Linked DNA regions of Homo sapiens: all the other regions are linked to region 1. A link is a contact called in ENCODE Hi-C or POLR2A ChIA-PET data. All regions are on one chromosome and are shown on one strand. The core of a region is the stretch at or near the end of the contact, and the rest is flanking DNA. Distances in the headings are between cores, read along the strand shown. Region 1 holds the start of AKAP8 (A-kinase anchoring protein 8). Region 2 holds the start of ASF1B (anti-silencing function 1B histone chaperone). Region 3 holds the start of C19orf44 (chromosome 19 open reading frame 44).

Evidence for each region. Hi-C counts contacts between places; a loop is a spot of excess contacts on that map. ChIA-PET counts read pairs that join two places held with the same protein, here RNA polymerase II (POLR2A). Pooled maps may share reads with other maps.
Region 2: a map with no recorded cell type shows a loop between it and region 1 (10-fold over the local background). The contact joins the promoter of ASF1B here to the promoter of AKAP8 in region 1. A Hi-C loop is called at or near these places in 1 of 37 single-sample maps with no recorded cell type and 5 of 50 pooled maps. POLR2A ChIA-PET finds 5 or more read pairs at or near these places in 1 of 52 experiments (OCI-LY7).
Region 3: a loop to region 1 is called in a map of naive thymus-derived CD4-positive, alpha-beta T cell, with 22 times the contacts of the local background. The contact joins the promoter of C19orf44 here to the promoter of AKAP8 in region 1. A Hi-C loop is called at or near these places in 1 of 168 maps with a recorded cell type or tissue (naive thymus-derived CD4-positive, alpha-beta T cell) and 7 of 50 pooled maps. POLR2A ChIA-PET finds 5 or more read pairs at or near these places in 1 of 52 experiments (T-cell).

Annotation. Positions count from the first base shown.
Region 1 is chr19:15,378,173-15,381,618 of GRCh38, forward strand. AKAP8 (A-kinase anchoring protein 8) reads right to left here and starts at 1,615. Exons shown (of 14, transcript NM_005858.4): 1 at 1,541-1,615. The coding sequence starts at 1,559. It overlaps AKAP8L (A-kinase anchoring protein 8 like), which reads right to left. Exons shown (of 14, transcript NM_014371.4): 13 at 2,345-2,440; 14 at 1,878-2,258. The coding sequence ends at 1,950. RefSeq lists enhancers at 756-1,671, 1,606-1,900, 1,672-2,586 and silencers at 861-1,410, 1,751-2,240.
Region 2 is chr19:14,134,831-14,138,276 of GRCh38, forward strand. It overlaps ASF1B (anti-silencing function 1B histone chaperone), which reads right to left and starts at 1,759. Exons shown (of 4, transcript NM_018154.3): 1 at 1,518-1,759. The coding sequence starts at 1,626. ADGRL1-AS1 (ADGRL1 antisense RNA 1) reads left to right here and starts at 2,322. Exons shown (of 3, transcript NR_045214.1): 1 at 2,322-2,393. RefSeq lists a silencer at 1,525-1,574 and enhancers at 1,905-2,044, 2,122-2,748, 2,245-2,404.
Region 3 is chr19:16,494,717-16,498,162 of GRCh38, forward strand. It overlaps C19orf44 (chromosome 19 open reading frame 44), which reads left to right and starts at 1,678. Exons shown (of 9, transcript NM_032207.4): 1 at 1,678-1,749. It overlaps CALR3 (calreticulin 3), which reads right to left and starts at 1,451. Exons shown (of 9, transcript NM_145046.5): 1 at 1,323-1,451; 2 at 1,035-1,136. The coding sequence starts at 1,413. RefSeq lists enhancers at 715-1,215, 1,216-1,716, 1,351-1,780.

The DNA.
Region 1 (3,446 bases), core at 365-2,864:
AGTCATACTGCTGAGTTTTGCCCTCTGCTATGCTACGCCTTCCCCTCCGTCATACCGCAAAACCTTCTAAATTCGCATCCGTGCAGCAGAAAGGCAGACTGCAGATTCCAACAGCAAGTAACCAACCTCGAGAGACTGCTTCTCTGTGAAGCTCTAGTGTAAGTGGCACGCACTATTAACCTTAAAACGCTCCCGGAAACACAAGAAATCAGGGAAGCTTAACTATCTCCAGTGTGTCTGAAAGGTTTTCGGCAGGTAGGAAGAGGGGGTAAAAAAAACCTCTCCAAACTAAGAATGAAAAGAAGGAATACAATACCTGCAGAAAAGATCTGATGGGAAAGAAGGGAAAGAATGGTGAAATCTACCCAGGCTGCGGAAGACCAGGAGAGCCAGGCTGAGCCTTCGCTAGGACCCGGAAGACACCAAAGCACACCGCGCACGCTGCCGCCTCAGGACCGAAACCTCTCTCTGCAATTTCTGGTGCTGGGATACTTTTGCCCTGCCACTTCTCAAGATCGACAACTTCTCGAGCTCCTGCAGCCAGGATCAGACCACTAGCTTCTCTACAACCAGTCGAGCTCCACCCAGCATGTCCCAACTATCCCCTGTGGGCAAACTTTGCTCCCAAAAGGCTCTGATTCCAGAAGCAGGGAGCAGGCAGCTCGAGAAGATCGGCCCTACTGCAGGCCAAGCGCTAAATCCTAGTGGGGAAAGGACACGTTCCCTCCTGCACAGCCCCTCGGCCCCTCCAGGCCACCACAACAGACTGCCTAAAGGAGAACTGCCAATGTCACCAGCCCCAGGGCACATCAGGTTTCCAGCTTTATACGAACACTCAGCATCTGCCCCTCACCATCCTGTCCCAAGCCAGCACGCGCCGGGTACAGAGCTGGAGCCCGGCGAGGCTGACTCTCGCGCCGGCAGCACTCGGCCCCACCGCGCTGCACCGGGGACTAAAGGCCCGACCCCGCGCAGCCCGACGGCTTCCGGGACAGGCGCCCTGGGCCACGTGAGCCCAGCGGAGACCCTACACGGCCCCGCGGGCCTAGGGCAGGTCGGGAGAGAGGCGGCCCCCGCGGTCCGCCCGCGGCCCCAGACCCAGCTCCCCGGGTCCGACCTCACAACCCCACGCTGTAGCTCCGCCCCCCTAGCGCCGCCATTTTGTGGCGTCTTCGGAAGAGGAAGCCGGGAGTGCAAACCCCGGGGTCGCTGGGGGCCGGAAGGACTCCGCCGAAGGTGAGGGGCAAAAACGGCCCACACTGTCTAAGACGCCCCCACGAAGCCCACCGCGGCGTCTGCCCCAACCCCGAGTCCCGCCCGCCTCCTCGGGGCCTGGCGGCCAATCCGCACGCAGAGCCCCGGGAGCGACGGCGCCAAAGCCCAATGAGCGGCGCGCGCGCGCCCTGGCCGCCTCTCCGGAGGGCCCAGCTGGGGCAACCACGCTCGGGACGAAGGCCCGGCCGGCGGCAGTCTGCGCAGCGGCTGCGTCGCCCGCACAGAGCCTTCCCTCCCCGCTCCGCACCCAGCAGCCAACACAAACCTCCGTAGCCCTGGTCCATGTCTTCGACGCGGCCCACCAGCAGCCCCGTTTACTAGGCGACCACAGCACGCATGCGTTCAGCGCACCTCCGCCATCGACTACTGGAAGACCAGGCGCACACGTCACTACTTCCGCGCGCCCCCATTGGCTGGTCTTCACGAGGGCCCGCCCTCGCCGTCCCAGCTGGCCTTTCGGGCTGCTACGATCCAGCTCCGTGGCCTAATGGGAGTTGTGGTCCCACCGCGGTGCCCGACGGCCCGGCCCGCGCGCATGCGCACCCCGCCCCTCTGCCCACCCCGCCCCGCCCGCGCGGCACAGTAACAGAGAAACCCGGAGGTGGGATGGGAAAACTTTATTAGGTTTGGTTTCCAGCTTCGGCCACGCGGGCTCCGCCCGCCCCGAGCTCGGGTCACGGGGCGCCCCCGCCGCCCTCCTCGTCGTCCTCCACGTCGAGGCCCGGGATGCCGCGGATCTGGCGTTGCAGCGCCCCTCCCAGCAAGGGCACGGCGCCCTCCTCCTCCTCCTCTGGGGGCGGCGGCGGTGGCGGCGACACGGCCCCGGGGGCTGGCTCTGGGGGCACGGGAGGCTGCGCCGGCACGCCCTCTGCGCCCTCCGAGATCCCTGCCGCTTCGCCCTGCGCCCCCTCGTCCAGGGCACCGCCCTCAGCCTCCTCCTGCTCCTTCTCCTCCTCGGGGCTGTCGGTGAAAGGGTTCTCGCCCTGTGGGGAGGGGCGCGGACACTGAAGGGAGGGAGCACAGGCGGGGACTAAGCTGGGGACAGGGCAGGCCCGGACCAGTGCCTCACCTTCAGGTAGCGCTCCAGCTTCTTGCTGATGAGCTTGTTGTTGAGAATACTGCGGGCCACCATGAGGGAGGACTTCTTGGACTGCTCCATCATGAGCTGCGGGCAGGGCAGAAGGAGCTGGAGAGGCTGCTCTGAGTGCCCTACAAGTTGCTGCCCCGACCCTGCCAGCTTAGAGGGACCCCACCCCGCCCCTGCACCCACGCACTTCCAGCCCCACCAACGGAGGGCCACTCCACAAGCATGGAACCACAACCTATCTGATCTTTGTTCAAATTCCCTCTCCTTCCACACCACACTTACTGTAGGTAAATAAAAATACAGATCTATATATCTCTAACTTTACGGCTGTATTACAGAAATCTGATTTGCTTACAAAAAAGCTATAAGCAGTGAACAATTAAGAAACTAAGAGCCAAAGGTGGGTGCAACCTGTAACAAGGTGCCAACTAGGCTAATAGGCAAGGAGCACTTTGGGGCCAACGGGGAAGATATAAAAACAGGAACAGATATTTAATGAAACGTCTTTTTTAACCCACAGAATTCCAAGAATGAAGAATTATTCCCAGTCATGCAAGGGTGAAGAGAGTCTTCTCTGCTGGTGGGAGGATCAACTGTTTCCGTATTTTTTGGAAAGCAGTTTGACACAATGTATGAAAAGTAAAAATCTGTCTCATTAATCCCTTCCCAGAACGTATCCTAAATTTAAGAACTGGAAACATGCGTGCACACTGATTGTAGTGGTGAAAAATGGGAAAACACCTAAACGTTCCTCAGTGCAGAAGAGGTTAAATAAATCGTACATTCAAAAGAACATCATGCAGCCCTTCAAATCGGGCTCATCTCTGCACTGGCATAAGAAAGGTGTATAATATAGTACTGTCTGCAGAGCATGCCAGAGCCATTTTGTCTGGAAGGATTTCCATCAATATGCTGGGCCATCTCATGGTGGGAGTACAGGCAAATCTCACTTTGATCATTATAAAAACCATAAGGTAAAAGAAGGATATTTTTGGTGGGGTGGGAGAGCCCATTGAGTCCTTCCCACTCCATTTACATGTTTCAGAAAGCCTTCTCACTTGCTGTTTCTACTCTCTCCATCTTC
Region 2 (3,446 bases), core at 509-3,008, 1.2 Mb before region 1:
GCCCGTCACAGCTCAGCCCAATCCACCCACCCCCCAGACTAGGTCAGACCATCAAAAGCAACGGGAGCTTGGCACTGATTATCCAGCTATATTAAAAAAAAAAAAGAAGAAGACGGGGCACGGTGGCTCACGCCTGTAATCCCAGCACTTTGGGAGGCCAAGGCGGGTGGATCACTTGAGGTCAGGAGTTCGAGACCAACCTGGCTAACATGGTGAAACGCTGCCTCCACTAAAAATACTAAAATTAGCTGGGCGTGGTGACAGGCGCCTGTAGTCCCAGCTACTCGGGAGGCTGAGGCAGAAGAATCGCTTGAACTCGGGAGGTGGAGGTTGCAGTGAGCCGAGATCGTGCCATTGCACTCCAGCCTGGGCAACAGAGTGAGACTGTCTCAAAAAAAAAAAAAAAAAAAAGAAGAGGAAGAAGAAGAAAGAAAAAGTGACAGAAAAATTGCTGCAGTAACTCAGCTGGAAACGGGTGGGCAAACCTGGAGAACTAGCTAATGCCTGCCTGGCTATGCCACCCCTCGGATCTCAGTGTGTTTATCCAAGCCCACAGAGAAAGGTGGGGAAGGGGAGCTGGGGAGACAAAGTTCCCCTCAAAGACGGTAGCATCCTTTCCCAGGGAGAGCTCAAGCATAGGGGGGTTGGGCCCCAACGAAGGAGAGAAACCAGGTTCCAGGGTATGTGCATTGGGGCAGAAAAGCGGCAGCAACTGGTGGGCGTGGGGTTATTGAAATATTGGCAGGTTGGGGAGGGGACTGGTGGGACACAAATGGGAAGATGGGGTTGAGAGAGGTCCTGAAAAGGGGTTGAGGGGTTTTCACAGGAAAAAAAGGTTACTGGAGGGGAGGGTCTTCACGGCAAGGAGAGAGGAGCTTGGGTGAGAGGTCTCCATAGGGAAAATAGGAGATGGCTGGGATTTCCCCCGGGGAAAATGGGAAGGGGCTGGATATTGGGGGTCTCCAGAGGGAAAATGGGAGGTGTGAGTATCTCACTACAGGAAAGAGGGAATAAGTGGGCAAAAATGGGTGGGTGGTTGAAGCGGGGGTCTTGCCACAGGGAAACCACGGTGGCTGAAGATCTCCGTGGGTTAAGAAATGGAGGCCGAGAAGGTCTCCCCATGAAAACGGGTACCTAGGAAGAGCTCCAGAGAAAAAAGATGGATGAGGTTCCCCACGCGGGAAATGGGGCTTGGAGGGGGTTAATCTCTATGGGGAGGTCGGGGCGGGCAGTGGGGGAAGAGGCCACTGGGAGGTCCGAGTTAGCTGGCGGGGGGTCTCCACCCGGGAGGTCAAGGCGGGCAGTGGGGGAGGAGGTCACGGGGAGGTCCGTGTTGGCTGGTGGCGGGGGGTCTCCACCGGGAGATCCGGTTGACTGGCGGGCTGGGGGAGATCGGGGTTGGCGGAAGGGGGACGAGGGGTTTCATGGGGGAGATCAAGTTGGCCATGGGAGCGGTTCTCTGAGGGGAGGCCGGGGTCGGCCCGGGGGTGGGGGTCCCCGCACAGGCCCAGCCTCACCGTCCGCCAGGGCTTCACTGCACTCGAAGCTGATCTCGAACCGGAAGGGGCTGTGGAAAGGGCTCGGGTTCTCCAGGACCGCCACGTTCAGCACCGACACCTTGGCCATCGCCTCGCCTCGCCGCGCCGCAGCAGGGGCAGGGGCTGTGGCTGTGGCGGAGGCCGCGCCTGGGTCCGGTGGGGTCAGTGGGGTAGGGCTGACCAGGTCCACTCCCGCCTCTTCTCTCCGAGAACTGAAGTGCGCACCTAGTCCGCGCGCCGCCTTCAAATAGCCGGCCTCCGCCCTCTGGCCAATCACCGCCAACGCTCCCTGGCGGCGCGCGCACCCCCTCAGCCAGTCCTGGAGCGCCGATCGGCGCGCGCCCAGACTCCTCGGACCAATCAGCGGAGCTCCCTCTCCGCAGCGTGTGAGGAGGGCGAAACTATCTCCAAGCTTCTTAGCGTGTCCGCTGGAAACCAATCCCCAGCGTCTCCGACTTGGATGTCAACGGCGGGAATGGACGGAGTCACAGCGCCGGCCTCCTTCTGGCCAATCCTGAGGGTTCCCGCACCGGCGTGGCCCGCCCCTCGCCTCGCTTTTCCGGGAGATGCATCCCGCAGCGCGCAGCGCCGCCACCCGCCGAGCGGTGGCGCGCGGCGCTCGCTAAAGAAGGCGGGAAGGGCGGTGCTCGCACCCGAAGTGATTGGCAGGAGGGAGTGGGGCGGAGATAAAGAGGGTTTTCTGAGAGTTTATTGGCTGGATTGGTAATGGTGGCGGGAGCAGAAGGAGGCTCAGCTGGGGATTCGCTGGAGAGAAGCGGAAGTCGAGCGCCACCGCGGTGTTGGCGAGTGTGAAGAGAGAGGAGGAGCGTTTGCGGCCTCAGCGTCTGTCAACAGGTGAGCGTTTCCTGGAGCTTTTCTGAGTGGCTCCTGACCCTTGAGGTCCAGCGGCGCGGGAGTCCGTTGTGAACGTTGCGAACGTTCGGAGTGGCGGTCACGAGGCGCGCTCAGACCTCGGGAATCCGGCCGGGTTCGGATCCCGCTTTCGCCCCCGAGGGGTTCGGATCCCGCTCTCGCCCCCGAGGGGTTCGGATCCCGCTCTCGCCCCCGAGGGGTTCGGATCCCGCTCTCGCCCCCGAGGGGTTTGGATCCCTCTCTCGCCCCCTTGAGGGCTCTTGGGAGGTTTCAAGCGGACGGTACTGAAAATGGGAGTTCCAGTTCGGGGGCAGACCAGTGTTCAGAGTCCGGGCTCTGCTACTCAGCGCCCGAGGCAGCGCCTCCCCATTCAACGGGGGCCGTGGCAATTCCCTGACATGATTCATGACCACATAATACATCCGGAAACTTCTCTCCACCGCCTCCCGTCTGGGCCGTCGCCCCCGGCCTGGGAGACTCCAGGTCTCAGAGTCTCTGCCCCCACGGGCGATCAGTGCTGCCCAGTGGAAAAATAATGCCAGCCGCGCACCAAAATTAGGTGTAAAATTAACATTTTTTGGAAGCCACTTTTTTTTTTTTGAGATGGAATCTCGCGCTGTCACTCAGGCTGGAGTGCAATGGCGCGATCTCGGCTCACTGCAACCTCTACCTCCCGGGTTCAAGCGATTCTCCTGCCTCAGCCTCCTGAGTAGCTGGGATTACAGGTGCCCACCACCACAACCAGCTAATTTTTTTTCTGTATTTTCAGTAGAGACGGGGTTTCACCATGTTGGCCAGGCTGGTCTCGAACTCCTGACCTCAAGTGATCCGCCCGCCTCGGCCTTCCAGAGTGCTGGGATTACAGGCGTGAGCCACTGTGCCCGGCCATATCTTTTTTTATTATTATTTGTAATTTTAGAGGCTGGTCATGGAGGATTTCTTGAGGCCAGGAGTTCAAGATCAGCCTGGGCAACATAACAAGACCTCATATCTACAAAAAATAAAAGAATAAGCCAGGTGTGGTAGTGCATACCT
Region 3 (3,446 bases), core at 428-2,927, 1.1 Mb after region 1:
CTTCTGAGGGGCATGGCCCTTGATCCTCAAATGCACTTGACTAGTGTCTATTAAGAGGGGCAATTTTGGTAATGCCTACTAATAACACATTCATATAAATATAATCCAAAGAAGGTTAAATACCATTGCATATTTGACAGTGCTTCAAGTATGATTTTATTATACCAAATAAGCTGAATATGTCTCCTTGGACTTCAGGGGACCTAATACCAATAAAAGTAATAATAATGATAATAGGCCAAGCACCATGGCTCACGCCTATAATCCCAGCACTTTAGGAGGCCGAGGCAGGTGGATTACTTAAGGCCAGGAGTTTGAGTCCAGCCTGGGCAATGTGGTGAAACTCTGTCTCTAAAAAAATTAGCAGGGCATGGTGGCGCACGCTTGTAATCGCAGCTCCTCAGAAGCCTGAAGCAAGAGAATCACTTGAACCCGGGAGACGGAGGTTTGAGTGAGCCAAGATCGTGCCACTGCACTCTAGCCTAGGCGACAGAGCGAGACTCCTACTACCAAAAAAAAAAAAAAAAAAAAAAAGGAATCTTTGGCAATAAAGAAAGGAGAGAGGAGGCTGGATGTTGTGGCTCATGCCTGTAATCCCAGCACTTTGGGAGGCCAAGGTGGGTGGATCATGAGGTCAGGAGTTCGAGACCAGCCTGGCCAACGTGGACCCTGTCTCTACTAAAAGTACAAAAATTAGCCGGTCATGGTGGCGCGCGCCTGTAGTCTCAGCTACTCGGGAGGCTGAGGCAGGAGAATTGCTTGAACCCGGGAGGTGGAAGTTGCAGTGAGCCGAAATCGCGCCACTGCACTCCAGCCTGGGCAACAGAGCAAGGCTCCGTCTCAAAAAAAAAAAAAAAAAAAAAGGAGAGAAGAAACAAAAAAACAAGGAAAGGAGCCCCTTAAGTTCTACCTTTGCCTTAATGTCTTCATCTGTAAAACGGGAATAAAAGCGTTTTGGCTGTGCCACAACTACCTAGAGAGGTTGCTATGGAAATGTAACATTAGGCTCAATTTGGTCCTGATTCTACACTAACCTTTATCTTTCTCTTTATGACCATAAAACTTGCCCGACGAAAGTCTAAAATGCCCAAATCGGGAGTCATTGGTGGACTGCAACCATCGGTTTCTCCAATGCTCTGTGGGGAAGGGGAAATAACACCGGTTAGAGGTGATAATGGTTAATTTGGGCTAAGGGAAGGGTGAAGGGGACCCTCGAGGATTCGAGGGTTCGCTGCCGTGGACCCCGTGGCGACTCTGGCCAGCCTTAGGGGGCGGAGATGGGGGAGCTTACACCTCCGCCACCACGGGCGTGGCCCCTTCACCTCCGTCTAGAAATTCCTCTTGGAAATAGACGGTAGCCAGCGCCACTCGCAGCATGCATATGGCCCAGAGCTGGACCAAAGCCCGGGCCATGGGGGTGTGCACTGCGCTTCCGGTCGCCGCCACCCCTTAGCTCCCAGCTCTCTCTGCGGCTCTTCAGGCGCGTCCCGAAACTACAACTCCCGTCACAACTCGCGATTATGACCTGAGGGTCCCATTGGTCGCTGCGGCGCGGGGCACGTTGGGCCCGCCCCGGAACTACCGCTCCCATGACACCCCGCGATTGTGATTCGGGGCGCCATTGGTCTGCGGGGCGCGGTGCTTCCCGGGAGATGTAGTCTCTTCTGCTCTGGCTCTGTTGCCCAGGGCAACCGCTCCTTCAGGCGTGAATGTGGCGGCTGCCTCTGCGAATGGACGGCGTGGGAAGAGGTCGGCAGGGCTGGTGGGGAGGTGACCTAGCTGGGCGTCCGGGCTCGCGAGGGGGATACGGGGAAATGGGGCCTTCTCCGGGGCTGAGCTGGTTGGGCCGCTGCAGGATGGTCCCGCGCCTCAGTTTCCCTGTCTGGGGTCTATTGGAGCATGGTCCTGCGCGGGTCGCTTCATAGCTGGGGAGAAGAGCAGGATGGTCTCAGGGGCGCCAGGGTTTTCAAGTTTTGGTTTGTTGATTTGTAACAACTTTATTGAGCCTTCATTTACATACCATAGTGTTCGCCACTTTTAAGCTGACGACTCCGTTATTTTTAGTAAATCTACAAAGTTGTGAAGCCGTCGCCACCATCCAGCTCATCCAGCTTTAGAACTTTGCGTCAGGCCGGGCGCGGTGATTCACGCCTGGAATCCCAGCACTTTGGGAGGCAGAGGCGGGAGGATCACTTGAGGCCAGGAGATCCAGACCAGCCTGGGCAACCTGGCGAGACCCCATCTCTAAAAAAGATAAAAATAAAAAATTAGCCAGGTGTAGTGGCACGCGCCTGTAGTCCCAGCTACTCAGGATGTTGAGGCAGGAGGGAGGATTGCTTGTGTCCAGGAGGTCAAGGGCTGCTGTGAGCTGTGATCATGCCACTGCACTCCGGCTAATTTTTTGTATTTTTAGTAGAGATGGGGTTTCACCATGTTTGCCACGCTGGTCTCGAACTCCTGACCTCACGTAATCTGCCAGCCTTGGCCTCCCAAAGTGCTGGGATTATAGGCGTGAGTCACAGCACCGGCCCGATCTGCTTTCTGAGTTTATTGGTTTGCCTTTTCTTGACAGTTCTTACAAATGAAATGATAGGGTGTGTGGAGTTTAGTGTCTGGCTACTTTCTTTTTTCTTTCCTTTTTTTTTTTTTTTTGAGACAGATTCTCGCTCTGTTACTTAGGCTGAAGTGCAATGGTGCGATCTCGGCTCACTGCGAACTCCGCCTCCCAGGTTCAAGCAATTCTCCTGTCTCAGCGTCCTGAGTATTTGGGATTACAGGCGCATGACACCACGCCCCGCTAATTTTTGTATTGTTAGTAGAGACGGGGTTTTACCATGTGTGTCAGGCTGGTCTCGATCTCCTGACCTCGTGATCCGCCCGCCTTAGCCTCCCAAAGTGCTGGGATTACAGGCGTGAGCCACTGCGCCCGGCTTGGCTACTTTCCCTTAGCGTGATGTATTTGAGATTCCTGCGTGCTGTTATATTAGTATTTGTTTTTTAAATTGCTGAACTGTATTACACTGTATGGATGGACCATAGTTTGTAATCCATTCACTAATTAATGGATAGTTACATTGTTTTCCGTTTTAGTCTACTAGGAGTAATAAATATTATGGGGCCAGGTATGATGATGTGGGATTGTAATCTCAGCATTTTGGGAGGCTGAGGCTGCGGATCTCTAGAACCCCAGGAATCTGAGAACAGCCTGGGCAACACAGTGAGACCTTGTTTCTACAAAAAGTTAGCTAGGCATGGCAATGTGTGTCTGTAGTCCCAGCTACCCAGGAAGCTGAGGTGGGAGGATCGCGTGACCCCGGGAGGTCGAGGCTGTAGTGAGCCATGATAACACCACTGCACTCAGCCTGGGCAACAGAGTGAGAGCCTGTCTCAAAACAAAACAAAACTATTACGAACATTTGCATACATTTGCATTTCTCTTGGGCCAC